3 separate regions of the Mus musculus genome follow, and regions 1 and 2 are each linked to region 3. Evidence: chromatin loops called from intact Hi-C (ENCODE). Cell type or tissue: heart. All regions are shown on one strand. Each heading gives the region's core, and the rest is flanking DNA. Links, peaks and the distances in the headings are about the cores only. Region 1 has its middle 34 kb from the start of Tmcc3. Region 2 holds the start of Gm32827 (a long non-coding RNA gene). Region 3 overlaps Tmcc3 (transmembrane and coiled coil domains 3).

What was found. Peaks named below come from ENCODE experiments on the same cell type or tissue, not always from the same donor. Only the 100,000 strongest peaks of a DNase experiment are listed, where the experiment ranks them.
Region 1: a loop joins it to region 3, with 4 times the contacts of the local background. A loop is called at or near these places in 3 of 42 quality-filtered maps.
Region 2: a loop joins it to region 3, with 1.8 times the contacts of the local background. A loop is called at or near these places in 4 of 42 quality-filtered maps.

Annotation. Positions count from the first base shown.
Region 1 is chr10:94,476,261-94,486,240 of GRCm38, forward strand. It overlaps a transcript of Tmcc3 not described here. Among named protein-coding and RNA genes, the nearest start is that of Tmcc3, 34 kb to the right of the region's middle. In heart, for the core only: CTCF peaks have their summits at 4,328 and 6,093 (motif pointing left); DNase peaks (open chromatin) are centred at 3,581, 4,241 and 4,671.
Region 2 is chr10:94,424,108-94,434,087 of GRCm38, forward strand. Gm32827 (a long non-coding RNA gene) reads right to left here and starts at 2,354. Exons shown (of 4, transcript XR_871962.3): 1 at 2,226-2,354; 2 at 241-316. It also overlaps a transcript of Tmcc3 not described here. In heart, for the core only: a CTCF peak has its summit at 4,612; DNase peaks (open chromatin) are centred at 2,374 and 9,004; H3K27ac peaks cover 189 bases.
Region 3 is chr10:94,571,773-94,581,752 of GRCm38, forward strand. It overlaps Tmcc3 (transmembrane and coiled coil domains 3), which reads left to right. Exons shown (of 4, transcript NM_172051.3): 2 at 6,651-7,567. Among named protein-coding and RNA genes, the nearest start is that of Mir7211, 9.4 kb to the right of the region's middle. In heart, for the core only: a CTCF peak has its summit at 4,488; DNase peaks (open chromatin) are centred at 3,179, 3,459, 4,449 and 7,289; H3K27ac peaks cover 1,851 bases.

The sequences.
Region 1 (9,980 bases), core at 1,190-9,189, 96 kb before region 3:
CCCATCATTCCTCCTGCTGTTCCCAGGAGTGAGTCCAGCTGGAAGACCCTGGATGCAGTCCTTGTCTGTCAGGCTCCCAGAGGTAGTACAGCAGACCTAGGGGAGCAGATAGGATGTGCTCAGCAAATGCCAGGGCAACGGTGAGATGACCACAAGTTCAGTTCCTCGTATGTCTCCATATCTGTGCAGATTCACACATCGTGGGCTCCAGCTGTTTAACAGATGGTCACTTCTACCAGGTCGACAGTTACAAATTACTTTTTGTAATGCGCATTTGGAAAAAAGTCTCTGGCAACAGTATAGTTGGATGACAAAGAATTGGCGTTGGTACACCTCCATTTTATATAGTGTAGCACGTCATTTCTACTACCCCACTTTAAGCTCCATGTGGACCATGCTACCAGCCACTGCCCTGGTTCCCTTGGATCCTTGGATGAAAGACACCCCCCCACACACACACCACCACCACCACCACCCCACTCTCTCTCTCACGCACGCGCGCGCACACACACACACACGCACACACACACACACACACACACACACACACACACATACACACACACACACACACACAGCTTATTTTGAACCTGGGCTCTTCTAAGCCTCTAGCATGCTTTTTCCTCGACTCCTTGCTTAACATTCTAATCTGCCCTTAGCTTAGTTGCCCAGTTACCTTCTCCTTGCTCAACACCCTACATCTGTCCTCAGCTTAGTTTCATTTCTAATCTCCTGCCTGGGGAAGCGGCCATTGACTGCTCCATCTGAAATCTCACATAGCTGACTCTTTCTCCCTCCAAAGCATGGCGAATTCTCTCTCCTCCTGTGTCTTCTAGCCTACCTGTGGAAACCCGGAAGTCCCACCTCTTCCACCCAGCCATTGCCACTGGCATCTTTATTGGTCGATCGGGAACCAATTGGAGAACAGGACACTCAGTGTTCACACACGGGTTCCTGATCAACATAGACTTTGCAAATCTTTATTTAAAAAAAAACCCATCTCGCTTTTTTATAAAATAAACATGCTGATATAGCTTCCTCAGGGTGCATGATGGAGATGGTGAGTCCCGGTCCATTGAGCATCAGAAGTATCAATAATGAGTGGCATCGTCTTTTAACTTAGATCTGAGATACAAGGGTCCATATGTGTATGTTGCTGACTCTGGGGTGTACGGAGGAGTGTCCCAGCTTAGAGGTTCATTTTCGAGATGAGTAATTTGACTTGAAAGGGCATTGAGGCTGTTTTGGTATTTTTCTATGCCAACAGTCTCAGAATAAAAACCAGATAATGATTGGGATTTCTGCCAAGAATCAACCACTCAAATCAAGTGTGTAAGCTTCTTCTTGTATTATGAAAGTCAGTGCATGAGGTTGAAACCTAGAATAATCTGCTAAAATAACAAGTGAACACATGGCCCACGGGATACCTCAGCGAGTAGAGGCGTTTGCAGCCAAGCCTGATGACCCGGGTTGATCCCCAGACCTTACCTGGTAGAAGGAGTGAACGGATTCCCACAGTTGTCCCCTGACCTCCACAGGCCTGTCACGGCACGCATCACCCCTACACACAGACTAATTTTTTTCTTTTTGAAGTGAGCATAAGAAGATTGGTCTTGTGGCACACTCTTATAATTCTAGTTCGTTCGCAGGAAGCAGAGGCAGGACAATCACAAGCTCTTGACGACCTCAGGTTACATGGTGAGACCCAATCTCAAAAGAATTAAAACAAACAAGCAAACAAGTAAAGTTCCTGTTATACCACAGATGTGCCAAGTGCATTACAGTTTAGCTTGTGCATATTGGGCAATAATTTAAAGTTCATTCTAGGCCTCTGGGCCAGTTGAAATTCTCACACATTGTCTGTGGGAATTTAAATTGGTGCAGCCATTTTGGAAAACTCATTCTTTCCACTGAAGTTAAAATAAATATATCCCTACCCATCAATATGGAGTCTTCTTTATTGGATTTTTTAAAAAAGGATTTTGGAATACTTTTGTATACTTATTGAAATACCTTTGGGATGAGACCCAAGTTTAAGCATGAAATTAATTTGTATCTAATTGGTATCTTACATATAAGAGCCTGGTATTTTCAGTATTGACTGACATATCACACAAGGTCAGGTGTGGAAGTTCCATCTGGGAAGTAATGTTGGTATTAGAAAATGGTGGATTTTTGGATTTGTGGATCCCAGATGCTCAGTTCTAAGTAGATATGCTGGTGTCCATGAGAAACATGTGAATTTACTGCCCCCCAAAACATGCACAGTGTTATTTCTAGAGCCTTATCCCCCATTTCCCTAAACAAATAACCCAAAATGGACATCAGCGGGGGAATGGGTAAAATAAAACATGGTGCTTTCCAGCAGTGAGGCACTCCCCAGCAGTAAAAATAATGAACTAATTAGAAAGTAATGAGCTAATACTGCGTACAGAAATACGAATGAACTTGAGGTCGTGACCTTTTCTCTGTTCTGCTGCGGATTACTATGACAGACATAACGCCCAAGTGAGAACTCCTCACACGCCATACCTTAGGTTACTCCATTCCTTATAGATTTGAATAAAAAGCGTTCCCTTAAGAGCTCATTTCTTACTATTATCTAACACCAGCAAGAGTGATGATGCCAGGAAAACACAGAACTTTTTACTTTATTGTATAGCCACACCCATGTCATCTTTCCAGAAGCCTTGGCTCTGTGTGTGTGTGTGTGTGTGTGTGTGTGTGTGTGTGTCCTTTCAAAGAGGTTGTCTGGAAGCCACCTGAAGATGTTCCAAAATGTGTAGTGTCACATGGAAATGCCACTGCACGCTAGTCCATTGTCATGAATCAATGATCAAACCGGAAACTGTGACTCCCAATTATATAAAATCTGATCAGTAGGCACAGCTATTCTCTGAGAAAGACTTTTTAAAAATTACTATTTCTTGTTTCTTCTTTTGGCTAAAAGAAAAATCGGCTCCACAGCCTTGATAGATTTCTTTTTTGGAACACTTTGTATAAGAAGAGATCTTACACTGCCATTTGTAAGCAGTTTTTAATTCTAGTAATCCAAGAGTGCTTTTTTCCATTGGTTTAAAAAAAAAAAAAAGCTTTCTTCTTTCAAGGCTTCCTTATACCAAGCTGTTCTTTCCAACCCTCTCAGAGCCTCAGTTTCTACATATATAAAGGGAGGTTTACTGTATAGGTGAGTTAAAACCCTCTTCTTTATTTGAAGGGCGTCTTGGGTGCCCTGTCTTCCTAGCCCACTCATCGTCCACTGTGTGAATGTTTACTGACCATCGGCCCCGAGCTGCTTACTCACTGAGGTGCTGGGACACAGTGAGCCAAACACAGTGGCCCCCAACTCCATGGGGATCATAAATGCTGGGGGGTGGCTTCCCAGTGTTACTTCTGCTGCTCCAGCAAATAATTTTTAGCCTTAACACGCCTCCCCCGTCCCCCATTGCTTGTTCGGTAGCCCCAGAAGTGACGGTCTTCCTGGCCCTTCCACGCAAGGAAGTCCTCCTCCTCCTCCCTATCCTTGCTGGCCTTCCAGATAGGTCAGCGGTTACACAGTCCATAAGGAGCTGGAATCTTCTTTCCAGGAATCGCCTTAAAATGGATTTATTGTTGCCCAGAATCTTGGCTGGGAGTCTTGTGGGAAAGGTCTCATAAACAAACGCCAGGTTATCGGAGGCTTGCCTGTGCGATTTACCAGCAACTTTTCACGTGACAGAAACACGTGAGAATGACCAGGGAAATGCTCCCGTCACTCTTGGCATGAACCAGAGTCCTTTGCAAGGAGAATGACTCTTTTTAGATTCCAGTCTTTTCGGATTCTTGAGACGGCAAAGACCACCTAAAGAGGAGACAGACCCGTGAATGGAGGGGTGAGCACACACACAGAGGGGGAATCCTCCTCCTGTTAAAAACAAAAAGCCATCAGTCTGCAGTGATAAGTGGGGAAGGAAGCTCTTGGCTCTTGCTTCTCTGACAAAAGGCAAAGTTTTTAAATGAAAAGGAAGACTTGGAAGCACGGGAGTGGGGGAGCGGGGTTGGGTGGGGTCGAGGGGGATGCTGATGTAGCAAACGCTGGCTTCCCTGGTTCCACTGGACAGTGAGGGCCAGCAATGAATAGGATAACATTTTGGGGTGGACGAAACAGGGGTTAAGCGAGCAAATCCTGCGTTCCTGTTTGAATATAGAGGCAGCTTGACCGGGGTCTTTCCTTCTTTCTACCTTACCCACTCATTCATCAAAGGGGCAATTGCTGAGCATGCGCATGCGTCTTACATGGAGCTAGGCTCTGGGCACTGGAAGAGCTCAGAGACAGGAAGGAGGCACTGTGGAGTCCTACCACTTGAGACAACAGGAAGCCACAGGGAGGTTCCTCTACCTCCAGAGTTCATGGCCTTCTGTTGTTTTGGAATCTCTATCTTGTTGTGGCTTTGTTTTGTTTTTCCTTTGTATCTTAGCTAACATCTTTATCCTCTCGTGGAATGCCACTTCTTTGATCTCTCGAACCTGCTTTGGGCCAAAATGTCCTTCTGGTCTAGAAAGCCATATTGTCTTGTTGTACGCTCACGGGAGATGCCTAAGCCTTCCCTCCCGCGTGACTCCCATTCTCTCCTTTAGTCTGTGTGGGCTCCTGTTCAAACTCTGACTCATTCTCTCTGGTGCCAAGTCCTCATTCTGAAATCTCTCCTGAAGATCTCCCTGTGGCAGACACGCAGGCCTTCTTCCAAACCAAACATAGTGTAAGCCAGGATGAAAGGCAGGAAGGATACCAGGGGAATTGCTAACAGTACCCAGGTTCTTGACTCTCAATGTTCTGAAGTCAAACTAGACTTGGAAAGCAAAAGACATTATTTATAGCAGAACACGGTAAAAATGAAGGCCCCATGGGCTTGATTCAGAGACTCTAATGCAGAGGCCATAAGCATGCATCCTGTGAAAACTGCAGATGACATAGCCTTGTGTCTTTTTATCATTCACTCAGCTGACATTTATCAAACACCTACTATGTGCAACTCACTACAGTGCTAGAAATGAAGCTCTTTCCAATGACCATAGTGATACACAGCTATAATCCTAGCACTTGGGAAGTGGGAGGCAGGAGGACCAGGAGTTTGAGGCCATCCTTGGCTACAGAAAGAATTTAAGACCAGACTTGACTGTGTATGTCTTCTCTTGAAAAAGAAAACACCAGTATCACTAACAATAAAAACTCCTGTTCTGGTAAAGCTGCTAAGCCAATACAGTCAACAAATCCCCGAGTATAATTCAGTTAGACCGTGGTAAGTGCTAAGAAGTAAAGGTAAGCAGGGAATTAGGGCAGTATCGGGGTGGGTTTTCAGTCTTACCTAAGGAGCTTAAAAAGCCTCCAACCAAAGGGGAGGTTTTAGTAAGGTACTTTGGCAGGAGATGAACCATTCACATGTGTGAATGAGACCATTCCAGACCATACAGGCCTTGTGCCAGGAGAATCAATGTCCAACTGAAGCTCCAGGAAAAAAGTAGACATCAGTGTGCCCAGAGCACAAAGGATCACATAGTAGGTTCAATCACATAGTAGGTTCACTCTGACTTGGGGCTTTGACTATTCCTAAGTGAGAGGGGAGCTACTCAAAGGTATGATTGGAAGGATTTTATTTTATCTTATTTAGTTTAGGTTTTTCTAAACAAGCTTTCTCTGTGTAACAACCCTGGCTATCCTGGAACACTGGCTTTGTAGACCAGGCTGGCCTTGAACTCACAGAGATTTGCCTGCCTCTGCTTTCTGAGTGTTGAGACTAAAAAGTGTGCACCACCATACTCTATAATAGGAGGGATTTTAGAGAAAGGTTATTTTTTCTGTTGCTGTGATAAGATACCCTGATTGACATCCCTTGAGGGAAGAAAGGGTTTATTTGGGCATATAGTTCTACTAGAGTGGCAATAGAATGGCAGCAGGAACAGGTGGATCACATTTTCATCCACAGGCAGGAACTAGAGAGAGAGAACAGGAAGTGGGGGCAAGGCTATAAACCTTAGCGACACACTTCCTCCAGCAAGGTCCACCTCCTTAAGGTTCCATAATGTTCCTGAACAGCACCACCTACTGGACATCATGAGTTCGATCGGCCAGCCTATGGGGCACATTTCTCATTTAAACCTCCACAAGTGAGGAAGATCGCAGCATGTTTGCATGCTGTTGGAAATGGTTCCCAGACAGAATAAAATACCATGATGCAGGAAAGCAGGGGAAGAACCGCTGGTGTGGTGTCCTTGAGCAAGGAAGAGGATCTGGACCGGGCGGCATGAGAGGAAAGGAGAAAGGTCAGCATCACACCGTGTCCATGGACCAGGAGGGAAAACAGCAACACAGGAAGATACGCATATGTGCTGGATACTCACCCAATGTCTCCGAGTGTTTCAATTATTGTTTTCAGAAAAGTAGGGGGAAACAATCATGAGTCAAGGGTAGAGATTAATAGAAATTAGTATTGAACATTTGAAGAGAAAATAGTTTGTGTACTTTCTGGACCTTAGATATTTCCCAAAGACCCCCCAGTCCATGGTGCTGATGAGGGGTGGCTGAACCTTTATGGAATGAGACTTTGTGGGAGGAAGTTAGATGACTAGGAGTGTGCCCTCAAAGGGCATTGTGGGATCTCTCTCTCTCTCTCTCTCTCTCTCTCTCTCTCTCTCTCTCTCTTTAACATGTTAGTCATGAGGTTATAAGCTTCTGTACCACATATTCCTGCCACGATGCCCTGTGCTGCCCAGGTACAAAGCTGTGCAACCATTTGTTTGTGAGCTGAGACCATGAGTCAGAGTCAGCCTTTCTTCTTCATGGGCTCATTATCTCAGCACTGCTATAGCCATACAAAGCTAACTAGCACAAATAGGAATTAGCCACACAGGAGGGTGGGAGACTGAGGAACCCTGAGATGTGGCATGATTGCGGTTGGCACTCCTGGCTTCTGGTCCTGAATTTAAAAGGAGCTGCATGGGTGTATGTGTTTTCCCTAGAGTGCTAAGCTGAATGGATGCAACTCAGAGTGAGCTGAGAGTTGGGTAAACAGGCTTAATCTAGAAGATCCTACTGGCACACACTGGGGAAGGAAGGGAGGCAGGAAGCTGAAGGTCCTTTATAAATGAATGATGATAAACTGCCTAAGAAGCAGAGGATATTGGTAATAGTGCAAAGACGATTACCAGCATCATTACTATAAGCTTCATGTGTTCCAGCCTTGCCTGATGTACAGGCTGGTGTTGTGTGTCAACTTGACACAAGCTAGAGTTGTCAGAGAGGAAGGAGCCCCAACTGAGGAAATACTTCCATGAGATCCAGCTATGAGGCGTTTTCTCAACTAGTGATCAATGAGGGAGGGCCCAAATGGGTGGTGCCATCCCTGGGCTGGTGGTCTATAAGTAAGCAGGCTAAGAAAGCCATGTGAAGCAGGCCAGTAAGCAGCACCCCTCCATGGCCTCTGTATCAGCTCCTGCCTTCAGGTTCCAGTCCTGCTAGAGTTCCTGTCCTGACTTCCTCTAGTGATGGACTATGATCTGGAAGTGTGAGAAAACCCCTTCCTCCCCAACTTGCTTGTTCAGTCATGGTGTTCTTATCAAAGCAATAGAAATACTAATTAAGATGCCTGGATTAGGAAGAAACTAAGGACGAAAAGGTAGAAATCTGGAAAGCCATGGCCAGAGGCTTGAAATTTATGATGAATACAGTGTGGTTTGGGGTAATGACGTAGTGTGATTGTGGAGGAAGCTGAGTTAGGTCAGAAAACAAGGCAAGAATAAGAGGGTAGTCAAGCAACTTAGAAGCTGGGACATTGGGAGGCTTCACTCTCTGCTTTTTAACAACCAAGTGTTTTAAGATACGAGGTATGCTACCAAGGTAACAGAGAGTCAGGTGCTAATATCATCAAAGGACAAAGATAGAATGTTAGGTGTGTAGCTGAGCAAGAGTGTATGGAGGTGAGTGTGTGTGGGTGAGTGTGTGTATAGGTTAGTGTGTGTATAGGTGAGTATGCGTGTAGATGTGTATAGGTGAGTGTGTGTCTGGGAGAGTGTGTGTGAGAGAGAGTGTGTGAGTGTAGGTGAGTGTGTGTCTAGGTGAGTGTGTGTCTAGGTGTGTGAGTGTGTGGGGTCTCTGGAAAATGCAACAAGGAAGACTAAGTAGCCAGTGGTCTTGCTTGATGACCACAGAGCTTCGGAGTCAGTGGGTGTGAGAGATCTGGAAAGCTGTTGACAACGAGGAGCACGAGGCCACCTGAGGACAGGGCACAGAAGGAGCAGATGAAGTGGTGGCTTCAGCAAAGGCCTGGCTTCAGTTACAATAAGAAAATAAAGAATAGAAGTGATAGAATATCACTTGAATATCAGAATAGAAAGGACTTTTGTTGATGACAAACATGGGACCCAGCGGTGGATGGGACAGGTTTGGGACCTTGGCTTGTTGAGAACCATCTGGAAATGGGACCTGAAGATAATGTCCATCCCCCATGGAGATTCTGACCATGACCAACCTTGACAGCAGCCAAGGTCATGATAGGGTATGGTCTTGGCTTTGGAGGACAATGTGTGTGCTTTGTGAGAGAAAGGGCAACTGGGAAGGGGTCTTTCAAGGGCTTCTTAGAACTTTGTCCCTTTGCAATTAAAACTATACACACCAAACGCACTGCAAACAGGAAAGAAAAGGACATCAGCGCCCTTGGTCTTTCTAGTGAGGTGTTAGATTAAACAGTTTTTTCTCTCTTTGGGATTTTCCTCTTACAGTGGGTCCCAATGACCTCAGTGCCAATTTGTGTCCTCTTAATTAGACACCGAGTACATTTTGTATAGGGCTTGAATTCCTTGAGTTTGCTAAGGAAAAAACACATTAAAAACAATGACCACAAATAACTTTTCAGCTAATGACTTTTCCCTGAATGTTTTCACAGGATATCCCACATTAATGCTAATGATTTTCTGGCCTTGAATGCATCTCAGTCCAGTGTATCTGTTACAGACTGGATTAGGGTTTTCTGGCCAGATCCAAACTTCTCAGGTTCTTCCAGAATATGACTTTTCTAAAAATTTCCAGAGCCTTTGAAGGAAGTTCTTATGTGCCTTCATGTTCCTGCTATGGTCCCTGATGCCCTGGGGGCAGTTAGAAGCTAAGTTATTCTGTATCTCCCTTTGGGACTTTTTAGAAAAAAAAAAAGAAAAAGAATCTATTTTCACTAGATAAAAAGAAGAGGAATTCTACCCCCATCATCTACTGTATTCCCAGCAGAAGATCATAGTTCAGCTTCCTGATTCTAAAATTATGCGTTTTTCTCAAATGGTTTGAAGAATTCATCAGTCTAGCTGGGGCAAGATGATACACACTTATAATCCGAGCAGTCAGGATGGAGAGGTAGGAAAATTTTGAGTTGAAGGCCAGTCTGGTCAAATAAAGTAAGATCATACCTCAACAACAAAAAAGGAAACTCGTCAGTCTGTTATTGACTAAACCAACAACACGGAATCTGGGGTTTGGTGTTGGTGTTGGGTGTGTTTTGTTTTGTTTTAATTCACTATCATACCTTGCTTTTTGAAAGATGTATTGATGATGGACCAGGTTATTGGTCCAGCTTTTATCAAACCGCTGGTTTGCCCATATGTGTAAGTGTTATCAATTCTTAGATGGGTGGGTGTGTGGTTAGTATTCCAATGAGTGTCTTGGCCAACAAGCATTTTAAGATACTGATGTGGGTTTGGGGCTTGAAATACTGTGGGGGGAACAATACCTTCTTAGAGCAAGCAGCACAGAGCCTGGATTACATCCTTGAATGAGTCTAAAGATGGACTCTTGCTTCCATGGTCTTGGGCAATTGACTCAACCTCATAGGCCTCCCATTTCATCATTGGAAGTATGAGAGATTGTGCTGAAACCAAATGATGGGGCCTTAGGGTTTTAAGTCCTAGCTCATTTCCTCTTCCACTGCACCATGCTGAGCTGTAAGCCTCTTAGAAATTAT
Region 2 (9,980 bases), core at 1,381-9,380, 150 kb before region 3:
CACTCCCTGGGCCAAGCATATTCAAACCACCACAGATGCCTGTTTTGTGCTTGAAATGGGGTAGCATGCAGTGTATAATCTCATAAAACATTGTAGCTGTTCTAAGACTTGTGTAAGTCTTTTGCCTGAGATAAAATTGGAGCCCTTCATGAATAGCCATGATCTGTGTGTCCTTCCTTCCCACCCTGCTGCTTCTTCCCAGCCCTCCAGGCTCTGGTTCCCATGCACGGGGCCACTTACCAGCTCTTTGTTTCTCCATACCACACCTTTGCTTAGCCAGCTCCATGCTAATTAAGACTCAGCTCATGAGAGGAAACTGGAACAAAGCATGCATTATGACCAAGACAACTCTTATAAAAGAAAGCATTTAAATGGGGCTGACTTAGAGGTTTAGAGACTCAGTCCATCATGGTGAGAAATATGGAAACATGCAGGCAGACTTGGTGCTGGAGGAGCCAAGTGTTCTTCTTGATCTGCAGGCAGCAGAAGGGGACTGTCACACTGGTCAGACTTGAGTCTGTGTGTGTATGTGTGTGTTTGTGTGTGTGTCCTCAAAGTCCCACCATCACAGTGACACACTTCCTTTAACAAGGCTACATCTCCGAATAGTGCCACTTCCCATGGGCCAAGCATATTCAAGCCACCACAGATGTTAAAACCCAGAAATTGAGGGAAGGCAAGCGATCAATAAGAAAGGGGCACAAGGAAATTTTCCAGTTGTGGTTTTTTTTGTTGTTGTTGTTTTTTGTTTTTGTTTTTGTGCATATGGATATTTTGCTTGTGTGGAAATCTGTGTACCACATATGACCTCTAGTGGCCCTAGAGGTCAGAAGAAGGCATCTGGGACTGGAGCTACAGATGGCTGTGAGTTGCCATGTGGGTGCAGAGAATAGAACCTGGGTCCCCTGGAAGAAGAACCAGTGTTCTTAAAAGCTGGGCCATCTCTCAAGATCCCTGATCTTGATTTTAGAGGTAGGACACAGGTGCACGTAGTTGCTAGCTTGTTTAACATCTGTGCATTTTGTTGCACAGTAGTAATGCCTTCAAAACAAAAATGTCACAGGCACTGTTTTCTCCAGGAAAATTCCTGGATTTTAGCTTACCCTCTAGGGTCTCCACCTGCCTTCTCTTTATGTACTTTGTGCCCCCAGTGGTCTGTGAGTTCCTGTAACAGACAAATGACCTGCTCTCTGTGTGAGTGCAAGAAGGCTGCTTAACCTTAACCTCTCTGCACCAGCCATAAATAGGGAACTATTAGTGTCTCCTCTACACAGAGCTGTTGGGATGATGAAAAGAACAGGTCTGCGGAAGGGACTCAGCACACAGTAGGTGTTCAATAAAAATTAGTCCTATAATGGGAACAAAAGGTTTGCTCACATTGACAAAGCAAGTGTAGCCTCCTATTTCTACCGTGAAGCTACTCTACACCTGAGCCCCTCTTCTGTCCTAGGCAGGGATAGCAGAAGGAAACCAAAATTTATTCCAATCTGACAATTCTGTCCCATCCAGCATCCGATATAGGCTCACCATGCAACTCATACATGCTTGCTCCCATCAACAGCTGCGGAGATAATTTAGTAGTGTGTTGATTAGTTTAAAGCACGTTAAAGTACATATTATTCTCAAGAGAACAAATGTCATATGATCCTACTGTATAAAGTACCTGGAATCATAACAGTGGTAGAAACAGAAATAAAATGGTGGTTGCCATGGCCCTGAAAGGGAGATGGGTGTGGTTTGGGGGAGGTGGAGCTTGTTTGTTTGGGTTGAAGAATAAGCTTGAGATACATGATGCTAACCGCGGTGCAACAACATGAATGTACGTCTGAAGTGTACGCTTAAAAATGGCTAAAATGTAAACTTTAGTTTTTTTTTAAATTTAATCTAATTTTTGCGTATGGGTATTTTGCTTGCACAGATATTTGTGCACCATATGCCTGCTATGTGAGGAAGAGAAGAGGGTGTTGGATCCCCTGGAACTGGAGTTACTGAAGGCTGAGAGCTGCCATGTTGGTGCTGGGAACTGAACCTGGAGCCCTCTGGGAAAGCAAGCATCCAGTCCTCTTACTTAACCACTGAGCCATCTCCCCAGAGCCTAAATTGTTAAACTTTATATTATGCATATGTCAGTTTAACTCTTTAAAAAGTTCTACTCTTCTCACGCCTGTGAGTCATCACTCTAAGCCGAACTATCAGCATCTACCCCACCACAGACCCCACCCTACCTAATGGAAAGGCGGCTTCCTCCCGGGTCTCCTGGGCTCCTCCCCTTACCCCAGACTCTCTGCCAGAGCTGGGAGAAACAGCTTTGAGCTCTTGGCGGACCCAGGCTTTGTGCCAGGCACAGGAAGTACAGAGAAACACAATTGCAAATGTCTGGTGAGAGATGCAGGCCAATCAACAGTTTCCGCACAGAGTGGGAGGGGCCGTGGTGGGGCAGCTGCAGGGCAAGGCGGCTTCCTGACTCTAGAGAGGTGGGGACACACAAGAGTTAACCCGCTGAATAGGGACAGAAGCCAGACTGCTTCCATTTCTCTGGGGCTCCCTTTACTTTGTGTGTGTGTGTGTGTGTGTGTGTGTGTGTGTGTGTGTGTGTGTGTGTGTGTGTGTGTGTGTGTGTTTGCTGGCTCCCTTTCTTCAGCTAGAGAGCACTCTTTTCCTTCTCTATGAAAGCAGCCCAGTCCTTAAAGTGCCAGCTCAGATGCCACCTGCCTTCTGGAAAAGACGCTTTTCCACCCAGCCGAAATTAATCTCCCCTTCTCCTGAGCTCCCACAGCCTCCTGTTGTATCTTCATTTAGCACATTCTTCATCCTGTCAGGTAATCCAGCCTTTTGTAGCTCTCGCCCCCCTGCTGGATATATTTTGGGAATTTATATTTCTAAGTAAGACACACCGAGTAGACGCAGCCGTGGCATTAAAGAATCGGTCGCCAGCGTGGAAGCCTTCCCAGCCTCTCAGTTCCACTTCCCAATCCACAAGGCAGGGCGTGGTACTCCGCTGTCTGCTGCTCCAACACAATGACCGATGAAATCGGTCGAGGAGAAGCTGAACCACGCTCATAGCTTTAGAACCTTCGCTATGTGGTCATTTGGGTCTATGATTTGGGGGCCTCTGGAGCCGAGGAAGATCAGGTTGGGAGCATGACAGGTGTAAAGATGCTCACCACTTGGTGGCCAGGAGCAACAAAGAGGAGAAGCTCGGATGCAAACATTTCCTACAAAGCCGCGCCTCTCACAGGCTGGAGGTGAAGACTTTCTGGTGTGAGATCTGAACTGTAATATGGGGACAAGTGGCATGCTGTAACTCTCACAGGTCGGACTCACCTCTGCCTTTCAAGAGTTCAAGCCCAAAGGTGGCCTCTGTCCTTCTTAAGGTCCTAACCATGAGCAGAGCTCTGTGACATCGAGGATGTCAGCGTTCAGTCCTTTAGAGTGGTCCTGGCTGCACTTCCCACCATGCTCTCCTACCCAACTTGTGTTACTTACTGTTATATGCTTATTACTAAATCTCTGACATAAACAGCCCAAGTTTGTTTTGGTGCCCGGGTCCATAGGACTTGGATCTGTTGATTTGGGGCTAACGGTGCAGTGACAATGTGAGTAGAGAGGGCTTTGAACTCATCTCAGACAGGGACTGGAGCATGAGGAAGAGACCAGGAGATGAGGAAGTCCCCTTCAAGGGACTTCCTTTCTCCAGCTGGGCCCTCCCTGCTGGTTTCCAGACCCTGTCCGTCGGTCTGTCCGTTATAACACCACTTGCCGAGGGTCTTTGATAAAGACCCACCTGTGGGAGACTTTTCTTACTAACCCGTGATAGCGCCCCCTCTGTGGCTTGCTTCCTGCTTCTCCAGCCACGTCATTTTCTCCTTCATGGAGGAAGGAGACCATTCCTGACTCCTGGGTTTCCCCGGAGGTTCCGCTCTGGCATCTTTTTTACTTTGTGCCTTTCCATTGGCTGGCCTCAGTGCTTTCAGAATAGTTAACCGCTCTGATCCGCTGCCTGACCCATTGCCTGGTGATCACCCCCAGAAACTGTCCCATGGTGCACAAGGTCACATGTCTCTCAGCCCTCCCGACCCTCTTGCATTTCTGCTTCCGATGGGCAGCACAGCGAACCACCCATCAGATCTGGGAATTACTATAATTCCTTGCTCCTTACCCCTTAGATCCAATCTGTCATTAAACCCTTTTGCTAAAGACTCAAATATGCCTTCTGCCGTGACTCTAACTCAGGGCTGCCTGGTTTCTTACCAGTGGTACTGGCCCTGCGCCACCTTGTAGTGTGCTTTCCCAGAGTGTAGCCCTGTGATGTCTCTAAATAAAAGATCTGGTTTATGGCAGCCGCTCGTTTGTACTCCCTCGGTGGCTCCTCATGGCCGTTGGAAAGAAAGTCTCACACACGCTTTGATATATGATCTACAAAATGCTCCCCTGCCCTTCTATGTAATTTTATATTAGACCTTCATGAACCATTTATAGTTTCTAAATGTACCCTGCTCTCAGAGATCCAAACTGTAATATGGGGACTCTTATTCAGTTTGTCCTATTTAAAAAAAAAAAAAAAAAAAAAAAAAGCCTGCAATGCCCATGCTGGCACCAGATGGGGGCAGGCAGATCCCTGAAGATCATTGGCCAGCTGGCCCGGCCAAATTCATAAGCGTCAGGTTTGGTGAAAAATCCTGTCTCAAAAATAAAGGTGAGGAGCCGGAGAGCCAGCTCAGTGCTTAGGAGAGCCTGCTGCTCTGACAGAGGAGTTGGCTTCATTTCCCAGTGCCCACAGCTCATAACCACCTGTAACTCCAGCTCCTAGATACCTTCTATCATCTTCTTTCAGGCACACACACACACACACACACACACACACACACACACACACACACAGGCACAGATGCACATATGTGTACACACGCACACAGTCTTTTAAAAGAAATAGGCAAACACGGAGAGTAATTGAAGAAATTATATGACATTGACCTCTACACACATGCACAATACACATGTGCACATACAGTCACACATACACTTATATACCTATGCACTGGTTAATTTTATGTCAACTTAGCAGAAGCTATAGTCATCTGAGAGGAGGGAACCTTAATAAAACAAAACAAAACAAAACAAAACAAAACAAAACAAAACACTGCCTTTATAAGATTGGGCTGTAGGATGGTTTGGGCCACCCTTGGGCTAGTGGTCCTGGGTTCCATAAGAAAGCAGGCTGAGCAAGCCATGAAGAGCAAGCTAGTAACCACTACTCCTCCATGGCCTCTGCCAGGTTCTGCCTCCAGGTTCCTGCCTAGTTTGAGTTCCTGCTGTGACTTCCCTCAATGGACTATGGCATGTAAGCAAAATAAATCCCCAAGTTGCTTTTGATCATACATAGTATACATAGCAATATATGCTATGTCATGGTATCTCAACGTAGCAATAGTAACCATAACTGGGACAACTCACATGAACATGTATATCCACCTTATAACAATACACAACAAGTGTGTGTATGTATACACAAATGTATGTATATACATATATATATGTATGTATGTATATACACATACATGTATGTGTGTGGATATATATATATATATATATATATATATATATATATATATATATCTCCAAGGGAAGGCTTAACTGGGGACCAAAGAGCCAGAAGGTGCTGATAACATAATTGAACATGATCTAAAGGCAGCCGATCACATGCCTGTCTGTGTTCCATACGGCAATCTCCTGCCTCTTGGGTGGAGCTAGAAACAGCTGAGCTGTCTCCACAGTGGGCAGGTTCTAGATCAACTTACCCATCTTTCACTGGTCTTTGCCAAGGTGTCTGAAATGGGGAGTTCTTGTATGTAAGGCTGGAGAAGGACACGTGTGTGCCGTGTGGGAACAAACTCAGGATTCAGCTGGTGGAAGAGAAGGTGGAGTGTGTGTGCCCCAGAACAACCGGCAGCCTCGGCGGCCATCCTGCTTTGGCATCCCATGCTGGTCCACATTTCATGGTGCAACAGACTGGTTGCTTCCTGGTACCCACACACATTGCTAATTGTGGAGGATGCTCAGTCTCTATGGTGACGTTGCCTAAGGTTCAGACTCTCAAGTATAACCTTCTGTCCTGGATGCTCTGTTGGGAACGTTTGGTTGCAAACCACAGAAAAGTCCAAGAACAGTGACTGAAACAAGCAGGGGTGTATTTCTCTAACGTGATGGCAGATCTGGAGATAGGCTAGTTCAGATCCTCATCAGAGCCACTCAACACTCTGGTTTCCGTTGTCATGGTAATACCAGGTGGCTTAAGTCCCAGCCATTGGGTCTATGTTGAAAGGGGTGGGAAGAGCTTTCCTCATCAACTGTATCTTCTTTTATTAGGAAATAACAAAACAGATGTTTACTCGGGTTTATTTTTTTCCTTCACCAGAACCATCGTACATGGCCATCGGCAACTTCAAGGGGGCCGAGAAGAGTATATTGAACAAGGCATATTAGCATCCTGAATAAAATCGGGATGATGTTAATGAGAAAAGAAGGAATGAAGGTTAGTGAACCCCACCCTCAGGGGTCCTCCATATTCCCACCAGCCGGCTGAGTACTTGCCCTGTTTACTGCTGCGAAAATCCCCTTAGCACTGCTCTTTCCTCTTTCCGCTCTTGACATTCAAATGCACTCCACCACTCTTCTACAAACCACTTTCAGCTAAGTGCAGCTCTCACTGGATAACCTTGACTCTGAGCAGCGGGGGCAAGGGATTGGTGGGATTGTATTCTGAAAAAAAAAAAACGCAAAAAAAAAAAAACATAAAACAGTCTCTCCTATTAGTTTTTCCACTCTTGAGCAATTTAATCAGACACTTATAATGTGTATGCAGATTGGGCTAATCTTCTGCTAATCACAATCGTGAGCCTGGGTGGGCGTGTTCAATGTGTCAGTGACTGGCTATGTACATGGAGACCCTGTTCCTCTCTTTAATGGTTATATTGGCAATCCTTCTCGATAGTTCAGTTTTATGATACAAATTTACTGGGATTAAACTCAAGCAGCTCATGTAAAATTAATTTTCGTTCCACTTCGGTTCCGATCACTAATTGGTTGAAGCCCAGTGCACAGTTCTCTCTCTGCTACCCTCCTGGTCCTTGGTTAGTAACACTTGCTGTTTTGATTTTGCTCTCTACTGCAACTGTGTGTGCTCGAAGGATGTGAATCGTGTCTGCCTTGACTACTATCTGTTTACTAAGGGCCTGGCCCAAGTAAGCACCAGTTAATTTTTTTATTTGCCACATCAGCTTGTATTAATAATCCAAATGGTAACCAATAAGTAATGTAAAAATAAATGAGATTAATGTGTGTGTATGGATGTATGTGAGTGTATACATACGGGTGTGTGTGTGTGTGTGCATGCACGCCCACTGAGCAAGCTCATGTGTGTATACTGCAGAGCTACAGCAGCTAACAGGAATACCAGTTATCAAATAGAAATCTGGGTCCTTACTATAGAAGAGAAAAAACATATATTACATACATGTATCCAAATGACTCTTGTCACACTCCATTGTATGTCAGCTGCAGAGTGTCTCAGCAGACCACTGTCCGCATGTATAGCATGTTTTATGTAAAGAGAAAACTCCTACAAATTAGGCCTCCTGGTGTGTTTAAACATGTAGGCTCTGTGTGGCTATTCTGTAATCCCACCCGGACCACATTCACATTTTACAGACCAAGGAGGGACCTTGAAAGAGAGTGGTTGCAGTTCCTGGTCCCAACTCCCCAGGGGATTGTTGTAGCCATGATTTTGGTCTGAACCTGTCCCTCTCCTGCCTCTGGGTCCCTGGGAAGGAGTCTACACCTTAGTGTTCTATCTGCAAACTCTGAGGCTGTGCAGAAGCAATGCTGGAAAGGACCACAGAGACAGGCAGGTCTAGAGGAAGTGCCCGGGCCACCTTAGCAGATGTGTGTCCAGCTGTATCCACCCTCCCGGCTCTGTGTAGCCCGTGTATGTTTACATTTCACTTAGTCAGTAACCGGTTTTATGTTCTGTTGTCTCTTCTCCGTGTGCTCACTGGACACTCTATGGGACAACCGTGATGCATTGTGGGATTGTCTTGAGGATTGAGATTTCTCACGTTAAATATATTATACAGTATATGATATGTCAGGCCGAGGATGTACACTGTAGACCGAGGATGGTCTACTGGAAACGTGGAACCATGCCCGGAACAGCATGTTTGTGAGATGGCCATTGTTACAAACCTACAGTTCACTTTTCTGCAGTTCTAAAACCCAAAAGCTCTTGAAAACCCACGTTTCTTCTTCACTTTGGTAGGTTCCAACCTGCTCTGAGTTAAAGGACTTGCAGGGTCTGACCAGAGGGGGTGCATGATGGCTTCCAGGCCTTATTTAGACCTTGGTGAGAATAATCATACGCGCTGTTGTGGAAGAAATGTCAGTGTGGTAGGCCTCAGCAATATTATATATATTATTGCCTTTTTCAAATGACGAATTCTGAAGTCTGGTGTGTGTATCTCTCTCTCTCTCTCTCTCTCTCTCTCTCTCTCTCTCTCTCTCTCTCTCTCTCTCTCTCAGTGTGTGTGTGTGTGTGTGTGTGTGTATCCAGGACCCACCTCACTCACAGCACTGTCCCTGGCCTTGACGGCACTCTGAGCACTGAGGCGACTAACATTGCTCCCGTGTGGCAGACCTAGGTCTCCTGGGTCCGAGGGCTGCTCAGGAGAGCTGTTCACTTGCTGTGGCGTCAGAAAGGCAGAAAGAAGGATGCACATGAAAGAAGCTGATGGGGGGTGGGGGTGGGGGGGGGATCTGGACCACTTGGCCCAGCCCAATAGAAAAGGCTTTTGTGTCGATCATCCGGTTATTCTTTTCCAGGGTGGCTGGAAAAGAAATCAGACCTGGGAAAACAAACTAGAGCTCTGGTCAGCTGAACAACTGTTGCTGCCACGGGTCAGCAGCATAATCTGTGAGCCTCTGTGTACACGCATGCCTAGAAATAGAGCCAGTGTTGGATGACTCTGGGGGCGTGGGGGGAAATGGGATTGTTCTCTCCTTAGTTGAACTTCCAGGAATTCCTGTGTTGTCTAGAACTGCCCCCAAAGCAATCACATGTCTGTTTCAGAAGACTCAGGAAGGGTGGCAACCTGTTCTTTCCTCATCACCCCCACATGTGTGTTTGTATGTGCATATGTGTATGTATGTGTGCATGTATGTGTGTTTGTGTATGTGTATATATGTATGTACCTGTGTATGGATGTGTGTGCATGCATGTATGTTTGGGTGTGCATGTGTGTATGTGTGCATGTGTGCATATGTATGTACCTGTGTATGTATGTGTGTGGGTGGGCATGTATGTGTGTTTGTGTGTGCATGTGTGCTTATGTGTGTGCACATATGTGTATATGTGTGTGCATGTGTGTATGTATGTGTTTGCATGCATATGAGTGTGCATATGTGTGTTTGTGTGTGCATGTGTGTGTTTGTTTGTGTGTGTTTGTGTGTGTGTGTTTGTGTGTCTCTGTGTGTGTTCCCTTCCTTAGCTGTATTTTATGCTTTGCTTTTCATTTTCTTTTCCCATTTGATTTTCTCTGATGGCCAGATCTGGCAGCAGTTGCTAGATACTTACCTATCATTTTCCTGTTCTCAGCGGAGAGAGGGGGGGGGGGGAGAGAGTAAGAGAGGGAGGGAGGGAGGGAGAGAGAGAGAGAGAGAGGTGGAGAAAGAGAGAGAGAGAGAGAGAGAGAGAGAGAGAGAGAGAGAGAGAGAGAGAGAGAGAGGTGGAGAGAGAGAGAAATTTCAGGAAAGCCTGAGATTTGTGTTTTACATTTTGTGTAGGATGTTCTTAGTGCTTCGGAGACAGGGATTCAGCCCTTGGGAATCCTTTACTCTTGGTTCGTAATTCTGTCACATTTAGAGCTCTCCTCTCTGCTGCTGGGTAGGTGGAAAGATAAAGGCTGCATGACAGCTCGGAATCCCCACAG
Region 3 (9,980 bases), core at 1,249-9,248:
AGCACTGCCTGGATCCTCCCGCTGACTTGAGCTGCTAGTGAGAACAAGAAATAGTCCTTAAAAAACAGAAGGAAATGGAAGTGGGGACTGGGATTTTGACCTTGTTACTGTAGCAAAGCCTTGCACATTGTAACTGGCACACTGTGGGAATAGCCCTGATTGTAGACCCAAGAGACACAGAAGTCTGCTAAGACGGGTGACAATAAAATCAGTAAGGGTGAGGGGGATGCTTGGCCACAAGCCCCTCCCCCTGGCCACAAGCCCCTCCCCCTGGCCACAAGCCCCTCCCATTATCTCTAGCCACAAGCCCTACCCCCATCCCCACTCCTCCCCTAGACTCTTGGGTTCTGGCCATGCTGCCTCGTGTGGCCTGCATGTGAATCTACACCTTTACGTGGCCCTGAAATACCCGTAAGTGGAAGTGGGTGGCTGCCCGTGGGGAGGACCTGCCCCTTTCCTTGTATGTCCGAATACAGGCTACCTTTCTGTGAGCAGAGGTCTATTGTGTCTGGCCTTGAGACTAAGCAAACAGTTAACTATCTCTTGTTCTGCACTCTCTGGATCTCAGCAGGTTCTAAGCCTCACGCCACATGCCTGAGGGACATCTTAGCCCATTATCCCTTGCTATAAGGGAATGCTGATAGACTAACTTACAAAGAGATGTATTTGGCCTTTGATAAAGGAGAGATCAAGGGTCCAAATGGCACAGCACCAGCATCCTGATGGTGAGCCCCACCACCAGTGAGTACCAGAATACGGTGGAGGAGCAGAAGGGGGACTCTCATGTGCAGAAGGGGCCAAGAAGGTAGCATGGCCGCACCTCTAACAATCTACTCTCAAGAAAACATACATCTGTGAGGCCAGCACGGCTGTGACCGCGTCCATGACAGCAGAACCACAATCGATGGCCTTCCAATTGTGGCTCTGCCATCTTGGCACTGGTACATGCTCCTCTGATGAGCAAGTGACATGCCAATCATAGAGGGTCTGCAGGAGCCCCCTCTCCTTTCCGTTCTGTCGCCCAGGTTTTCAGAGTGTCCTTGAACATCTTGTTCTCTTCCTGTAGGAAGGGGGGGAGGGGTGGTAAATGTGTATCAGCGAGCCTAAGGGGTGTGCTCTGAGCTCACAGGGAAGGACCACACTGTGCCAGACTTCAGGGTGGATATGAGTTACCTTGGGACACCGTGCAGGAGTCCGGATTGGATGCAGAGATAACTCAGGGTAGGGTTTTGACGTCTGTCCAGCGCTTAGCCTTTTCCTCAGCCTTTGTTCTAGAACACTGAGGTGACAGTGGAAACGTCTCTGCTGCCGGAAGAAAACACAATTAGCAGTGGTATTCCGCTAGGACGCTGGGGGTCTGCCTTTTATCTAAGTAATAACAACCAGGTCGTTGTGGGTGGACTGGAAATGTCAGCCATCATTTTTAAAAACAACAACTCTTCCTGCCAAGACAATATTGCATTGGCTGTATTTTTCTAAGTGGGATAATACAGCAGAGGCATAATAAGAACGAACCCTTATGACCCTGTGATGCAAAAATAGCCGTTGTTAGGACAATGGTGCTTGTTTCCCTTTCACATTTTACATAAAGATATGTTTTTAAGTGAAATTAGGACGATGACAGGAAACACCAATTGAAGCCATTCTGCATGCCAGGGTTCTGGAGCTGTTTGTTTGTTATCCATTTTCTCTTTACAGTGGAGAATCTCACGAGTGTGCGTGTGTGTCTGTGTGTCTATGTGTCTGTCTGTATGTGCCTGTGTCTATGTGTCTTGGTGTGTGTCAGTATCTGTGTGTCTGTATATGTCTATATCTGTGTGTATCTGTGTGTGTCTGTGTGTCTGTATCTGTATGTGTATGTCTATATGTATATATGTCTGTGTGTCTATGTATGTCTGTGTGCCTGTGTAGTATGTATCTATATCTCTATATGTCTCTGTGTGTGTATCTGTGTGTGTCTGTGTATGTGTCTGTGTGTGTATGTGTGTATGTGTGTATCTGTGTGTCTATGTGTCTGTCTGTCTGTGCCTGTGTCTGTGTGTCTTTGTGTGTATCAGTGTCTGTGTGTGTATGTGTGTCTGTGTGTATGTCTGTGTACCTGTGTCTGTGTATGTCTATATCTGTGTCTGTCTGTGTCTGTGTATCTGTATCTCTGTGTGTCTATATGTATATGTGTCTATGTATGTCTGTGTGCCTGTGTATGGATGTATCTATATCTGTGTGTGTGTATCTGTGTGTGTCTGTGTATGTGTCTGTGAGTATATGTGTCTGTCTGTCTGTGCCTGTGTCTGTGTGTCTTTGTGTGTATCAGTGTCTGTGTGTGTATGTGTGTATGTCTGTGTACCTGTGTCTGTGTATGTCTATATCTGTGTCTGTCTGTGTCTGTGTATCTGTATCTCTGTGTGTCTATATGTATATGTGTCTATGTATGTCTGTGTGCCTGTGTATGGATGTATCTATATCTGTGTGTGTGTATCTGTGTGTGTCCGTGTCTGTGTGGTGTATGTGTGTGTGTGTCTGTGTGTGTCTGTTTATACACCAGAGGAGAACCTTGGGTGTCCTGTTCATTTATTCCTCTCCTAATTCCCTTGGGAATTCTTAGCAAGGCTAGAATCCAGTGAGCCCCAGCAATCCTCTTGTTTCCACACTCGCGGTGTCACTGGGGTCGTAGGTGTGTGTACAGCCATACTCGACCTTTTATATGGGTGCTGGGGCTTTGAACTCATGGCCTCATGCTTGAACAGCAGCCTCTCTTACCATTAAGTCAACTCCCCAGCCTTTCTTTAAAGTCTTTATGTCCATTTACAGAGGAGGAGCCTGAGGCTAGGATAGTCTATAGGAATCATGATAACAAGGGCGGGGTAGTCTGCCTCCAGAGGCCTCAGTCTGGACTGTGCATCAGCAACTTCACAATGTGTAGTGTCCTGTATCTCCTCAAATTATACAGTATTCGCTGTTCCCTGTCCCCCTGTTCTACAGATTGGGTGATAGGATCCTACCGACCTGACTCAGTTTACCCAGAAACATGTAGTTAATTAATACAGCACTGGAAGAAGCCCACAGTCCCTCATGCACACAATCCATATACACGCTGACCGCGCAGGTGCTCCAGGGACCTCTGACCTCCTCCCACAGCCTAATTCTGAAAGCAAGTTGCGCCATTCAGGGGCGGGCGCCAATTCCAAGATAAACAAAGCAGAGAGGGCTTGGCTCTCACACATACTCTTTGTCTCAGTTGACACCCAGGGGATCTGCGGGCATTGAGCAATGTATACCTGGCCCTCACTTATCTGTGCAATGATCAGGCTTCATATAAAAGTCCAAAATGTGCACCCCAGCAGTTCTGTCGCTCTTCAAGCGTGTGTAGCAGAGATTTGCTGGCAGGCAGCAAGACTAACTGACCTGAGCTTTAAGCTTGGTTCCTTTCCCCCAGTCTTGAGGCCATGCCAAGCATTGTTACAGCTTTAAAGTAAGGCAAAAGTCAGTTGGCCTCCTGGGAGCCAACACAGCTCTGTATAGAAGGCTCCCTGGGACCTGCAGTGTTTAAGAGAGCTCTGCTCACGGCCTTGGGACTACCTGGGTGGCTGACCAGCTCAGGGGTGGGGAGGCCCGAAGAAAGATGAGCAGGCGGTAACTTCGTGATGAGTTTTGCCAGGTAAACCATGAAACCTTTCTCTTCAGACACAGGAGAATTCGAAAACAAAATAATGTCAGTTGAGACGTGTGAGGTGTGTGTGTGTGTGTGTGTGTGTGTGTGTGTGTGTGTGTGTGTTTCATCTTATATTTGACTTCTAAGAGGACTACAACAAGTTGCTCATGAAAAAAAAATGACAAGAATGTTGTGTAAATAGGCCAAACTAATGGACACTGTTTGGATTCCCCTGGAGGGAAGAGTGATGTAGCTGTGATTGACAGGGCCCGGGGGGTGCTTCTCCTCTGCCTTAAGCTCAATGTAGTTACACAGCGTGTTCATACTGTAATTGTTCATCATGTTTTATACTTATTGACTGAGGTCTTTCCTGGGTGTGAGCTCTACTTCACTTAAAGACTGAAAGCCCTTGTTTGTGTTTGTGTATATTGTCAGGCAAGGGTACTCAGCTTCCTTCTCGGTGGAGTCGATTTGGAACAGCCTGGGAACTAGGAAACAACTCTGTCTAGAATTGTCAGGGCTACCAGAGCCAGAACACGAGGCTCTGTTTGTTTGTTTGTTTGTTTCATTCTGCTCATCAGTATCTTGAGTGACTTCAGGGTGGACTCCTCGAAATACAGAATGATGTCACTTTGGGTGATCCATTGTGGACAGCCCTCTGTGAATAAAGGAAGTGCCGGCCGAGGCTGGGTACAACTGTGACATCATCTCTCCCATGTCCCTGTCCTGCAGAGAGAGGAGCGGTAGTGAAAGTTCACAGAGGAGCAATAAGAGCCAGAGTCAGCAGGCGGGGCCACATGATACCAGGGCAATAAGAAAGCTCGCAGGAAGCAGCAGCCTCTGCTGGCACTGGGAAAGCTTGGGGTGAGAGGCATTTGAGCAGCTCTCAGAAGCACTGGAGGATTTGGATAAGAAGTAGACAAGCGGGGAGCACTGTGAGAAAGTCCAGAAGGTGCTCACATTCTCCACTCAATGCCGACCAGCTCACTTAGGCTAAGCGGCATCCCTCAACTGCAGCTGGGGCTTGAAAGGTGAGCTGGGGTCTCGCTGTGGCTGGGTAGTGTGATTTCACCTGGGAGGCCTCGGGAATTGGAAAGTTACAATCAGCTCTGGTACCTCCAGCAAAACTCGGTTTCCAGCCTTATGGCTGTACAGCCACCATGAATTACCCCGTCTGTCTCAAATTAGCATTTTCTAGGTTTGGCGTATTTCTTTCAGTTGTTCTCATTTGGACCCATTGCTGTTCCTGTTCAGTAGTGAGCCACGGGTGCATAGCTTCTGTGAGCTCACTGTGACCACCCTCTTGGACAGCTAAAGACCTCCCTGTACCTGATACTCCTTCTTCCTGACCAAGCACAGTCATGGCCCCTCTGTCCTCCTTTATCTTGCTGTCTAGTCTCACGGTGGCCTGTGTCTATTTCCTTTCAGCCTGACTTGCATGATCCTTCATGACGATCTCTACCTAGATAAAGCAGCAAGAACGAGTCTGTTTCTTGGCAACTGTGTGTGGGAAGAGGGGAGTAAGAGAGAACACTAACTAACTTACACACGTTTTGCAAGAGGTTTTGCCGGTCAACCTTTGCCTACTATAGGACTCCCTTCTTCCTGATAAGGCTCTAGGCAGGGTTTAGGACCGTGGCAAAGACTTCATACTCTTGTTGAAAGTGGTCTGTATCGAGTCTGGGTCACTCAAACACTGTGAGGTCTGTCTGTTTAATCCCTTACTAACCTTTTGCTGCCAGATCCTTGGTCCTTTACAAGGTGGGAAGAGGTAACTTCTGCCAGCCATTACCTTGTCTCCTGTCCAGTAATGGCATTATTCTTATCAAGGGCATGTTAACTTGACAGCTGAGATGTTCCAGATTAAATATTATGATTGGAATTGGGTTCAGACTCTACCATGGCTCATTTTTCATCCTCTGAGGATGGTATCAGAATAAGAGGGTGAGAGGAGGCTTGGCCTCAAAGCCCAGCTCCACAGCACTCAGTTGCTACATGTGTGTCTTTAGCATGTTGCTACATGTGTGTCTTTAGCATGTTTCTTGCCTGGCTCGGTGATAAGGGTCAAACACGATAATCTCTATGAACACGTCAGCAAACTCGGTGCATGGGCTGGGTCTGCCCCTCCCTTTTCGAGCCCAAACTTCTAGCCCTGACCAGGATGCTAGATGCTACTTTATAGGGTTTTTTTTTTGTCAGGACAACCTGGGAATGGGAAAGCAGGTGTCTGGCTGGCTTTGTATTATCACAGCAGTTCTCAGCCTGTAGGTCACAACCCCTCTGGGGAATGCCTACCAGATACTTAACATGATGATTCATAACAGTAGCAAAATTACAGTTATCAAGTAGCAACAAAATAACTTCGTGGTAGGGGTCAGCACACCACAAGGAGCTGTATTAAAATGGTGGCAACATTTGGACTATATGATGATCTTCTGTTCACTTACTTTAATCACTGTGCTTGTAGTCAGGAATTATTTATTTTCATATAGAGATACCACTGTATTATTCAATTATCGAAGTTAATCATCCACCATACAGTTCTGTCACATCTGCTTAATGAATCTATTCGAAAAATAATTTTCTTGATGGATGTGTCTCCTTGTCTTGTTAAATGACTGAGTTCTGAATTAGGGGACTTGGCCATCATGAGGCACACCACAGTGAGGGTCACGGAAAGTTTCCCAAGTCACTTGGGAAACCAGAACTGACTGGCTTCCTCATTCCATTCTGCATTTTCTCCCCTGGAAATCAAGAGTTACCGCCTACAGACAGCAGATTGGATACGCTGGAGATGTGATTTTTGCATTACTCAGATATAGGCTACAGTTGGGCTGTCCCCCCTTCTTCAGCTTGGAGGGATAGTACAGAGTGTCCATCCTGCGACACAAGCTGTTTGGAAAATCTAGGGCTTGACAGATGTGCCACACGTACATGGACAGTTCCCTCCCATGGAACGTCTCAGTGACTTCAGGTGTCAATCTGGTTCCTTGTCTTTCAGGTGGACCGCCATGACATGAATACCCTCAGCCTACCCCTGAACATACGCCGAGGGGGATCAGACACCAACCTCAACTTCGATGTCCCCGATGGCATCCTGGATTTCCACAAGGTCAAACTCAATGCGGACAGCCTGAGACAAAAAATCTTAAAGGTGACGGAGCAGATAAAGATCGAGCAGACGTCCCGAGATGGGAACGTTGCAGAGTATCTGAAACTGGTCAGCAGTGCAGACAAGCAGCAGGCTGGACGCATCAAGCAGGTCTTTGAGAAGAAAAACCAGAAGTCAGCCCACTCCATCGCCCAACTTCAGAAGAAGTTGGAGCAGTATCACAGAAAGCTCAGGGAGATCGAACAGAATGGCGTGACCAGGAGCTCAAAGGACATCTCTAAAGACAGCCTGAAGGAAATACACCACTCTCTGAAGGATGCCCACGTGAAATCTCGAACTGCTCCCCACTGCCTGGAGAGCAGTAAATCTAGCATGCCAGGGGTATCCCTCACGCCCCCCGTGTTTGTCTTCAATAAGTCCAGAGAGTTTGCCAACTTGATCCGGAATAAGTTTGGCAGTGCAGATAACATTGCTCACTTGAAGAATTCCCTGGAAGAGTTCAGGCCCGAAGCCAGCCCCAGGGCTTACGGCGGAAGCGCTACCATCGTGAACAAACCTAAGTACGGCAGCGATGACGAATGTTCTAGTGGCACATCCGGCTCAGCGGACAGCAATGGGAACCAGTCCTTTGGGGCTGGTGGGACCAGCACCCTGGACAGCCAGGGGAAGATTGCCAAGATCATGGAGGAACTGAGGGAGATCAAGGTTACCCAAACCCAGCTGGCGGAAGACATCGAGGCACTGAAGGTGCAGTTTAAGAGAGAATATGGCTTTATCTCTCAGACTCTGCAAGAGGAGAGATACAGGTACGTACATAGAAGTCTCCCTCTGGGATTCCTTTTAGAAGCAGGAAGCAGAAACTGTCTGCTCACAAGTGAAGTGCTAATGCATGTGTTTGCAATAGATACAGATGTGGATGCAGAGACATTTAAAGATTGATAAATTCTTTCTATCCTTCATGATCCTAAGTTCCATAATTTCCAGTTTATAACTGACAATTAGAGGAAGACATTATATGCATTGGGTCTCTTAAAATATTGTTATCCAAGCCATGACTCACATGCCTAGTAAGAAATTGATTCAGCAGACGTCTGTGATGGCCTCATTACACTAATTTCCCTCCATCATAGCAGGCAAGTGGACTTAATTCGTTGGACAATGAGACAATGAGGTAGACTTTTATGTGGTATGTCAGTTTGAAATATACATATTTTGTTAATTAAGCTTTTGTTAAAAAACACACACATGGACTGGAGGGATGACTCCGTGGATAAAGTGCTTGCCATGCAAGAATGAAGCCATCAGTCCAGGTACCTGACACCCATGCAGATGCTGGACATGACAGCACAGGTCTGTGTCCATAGCACTTGGGGCAGCAGAGACAAGCAGATCCTAGGCTGGACCTTGCTGGGCAGATCCTAGGCTGGACCTTGCTGACCAGTCAGCCTAGTCAGGGTCATTGAGAGACCCAAAACACCTGGCATCAACCTCTGGCCTCTACACACACCCATATGCCCACATGTGCTACACACACACACACACACACACACACACACACACACACACACAGAGCATTTTACTATAAATGAGTGGCTCTCAATCACCATCTTGAGATTATAGGTTCTGTAGCCTGGCATTTATGTGTTTATAGTTTTTTAAAGAAAGAGTATAGATGACCAAATATGAGATTGTTTGCCCCATTTTGCTCCTATCCTCCCACCAAATTATTTCCATCAAAATGGGTTAACTTCAAAGACTGTGAAATGGATTGTAAACGTTTACTGCATACTATAACATTTAAATTGTAAATTTAACTTACACTCAATGTACAAGTTTTATGTCATAATTTAGAACATGGCTCTTTCTTATTTTTACGAAAGGTTTTTTTGTGTGTGTGTGTGATGTCAGGATTTGAACCCAGGGCTTCATCCTGAGTAGGCTCTGTACCATGGAGACATATTACCAGCCTTGAAACTGTGTTTACCTATTGCTTGCATCTTACAAGAACTGTTATTCTTTTTTTTTTAATTTTTAAAAATTTATTATTCTCTCATATGTTTCATCCCAGCTGTAGTTTCCCCTCCCTCCCCTCCCTCGGTCTCTCCACACCTACCTCACCCCAGTTCAGCCCTCTTCACCAGAAACGAGCAGGCCTCCCAGGGACACCAAGCAAACACAGTGTCACCAGCTACAATAAGACCAGGCACATTTTCTCACATCGAGGCTGGGCGATGCAATCCAATAGGAGGAAAAGGGTCCTACAAGTAGGCAAAAGACTCCGAGACAGCCCCGCTCCCACCATTAGGCACCCCACAAGAACACCAAGCCACACAACCATAACACACACGCAGAGGACCCCGGCCAGATCAGTGCAGGCTCCCTGATCTCCGTGAACCCACTTGAGTCCTGCTCAGTGGATTCTGTGGGCTGCGAGGAACTGTTTATCAAGTCATGGTGGCGTGAGACTGTGCTGACCGTACCTTCATCCAGATCGTTTGAGATACTGTATGCTTTGGATGCGTGTCTTATCCCAGATCACAAACACTCCCTTGTGTGAGCCTTGGACGGCCTGAGTCATGTGTCCTGCATTTGGTGATCCTCATGACCGAGCCATCAAACGCATTCCTTAACAGGTTAAAAGGCTCACTTAGAACAATGATAACGTTTGGCACTCAAGAAGCGGAAGATAATCGGTAAATCTGAATTAAGCCTTTTCACCTGTCAGATGACCTATGTCGATATCTATAGCTGGCCAGTCATTTCAGGATAAGACTTTATCCTTAGATACTGCAATCTCTTTCAGTTACTCAGAACAGAGTTTCAAGTGGGACACACATTCTCGTCTCTGATGGTGGCTGTGGGAAAGGAAGTGTCTGTCAGTTGTGGATTTTTGGATATGCCATAAGCCATCTATAATTTGTGATGAGCTTAATCTTAACATCTTTTTTTTTTTTTTTAAAAAAGATGTGTTTATTTATATTTTATGTGTATGAGTCTTTTGCCTGAATGGATGTCTGTGCACCATGTGTGTGCCATGCCCATGAGACCAGAAGAGGGCGACAGATTCCCCAGAACTGGAGTTACAGACAGTGTTAGCCCACCATGTAGGTGCTGGGGTTTGGACCCAGGTCCTCTGGAAGAGCAGCCAGTGCTTTTAACCGCTGATTTTTTTTTTATTAGCACTTAATAGTCTTAAGAGCTGAAAAAGCAGGTCTGGGT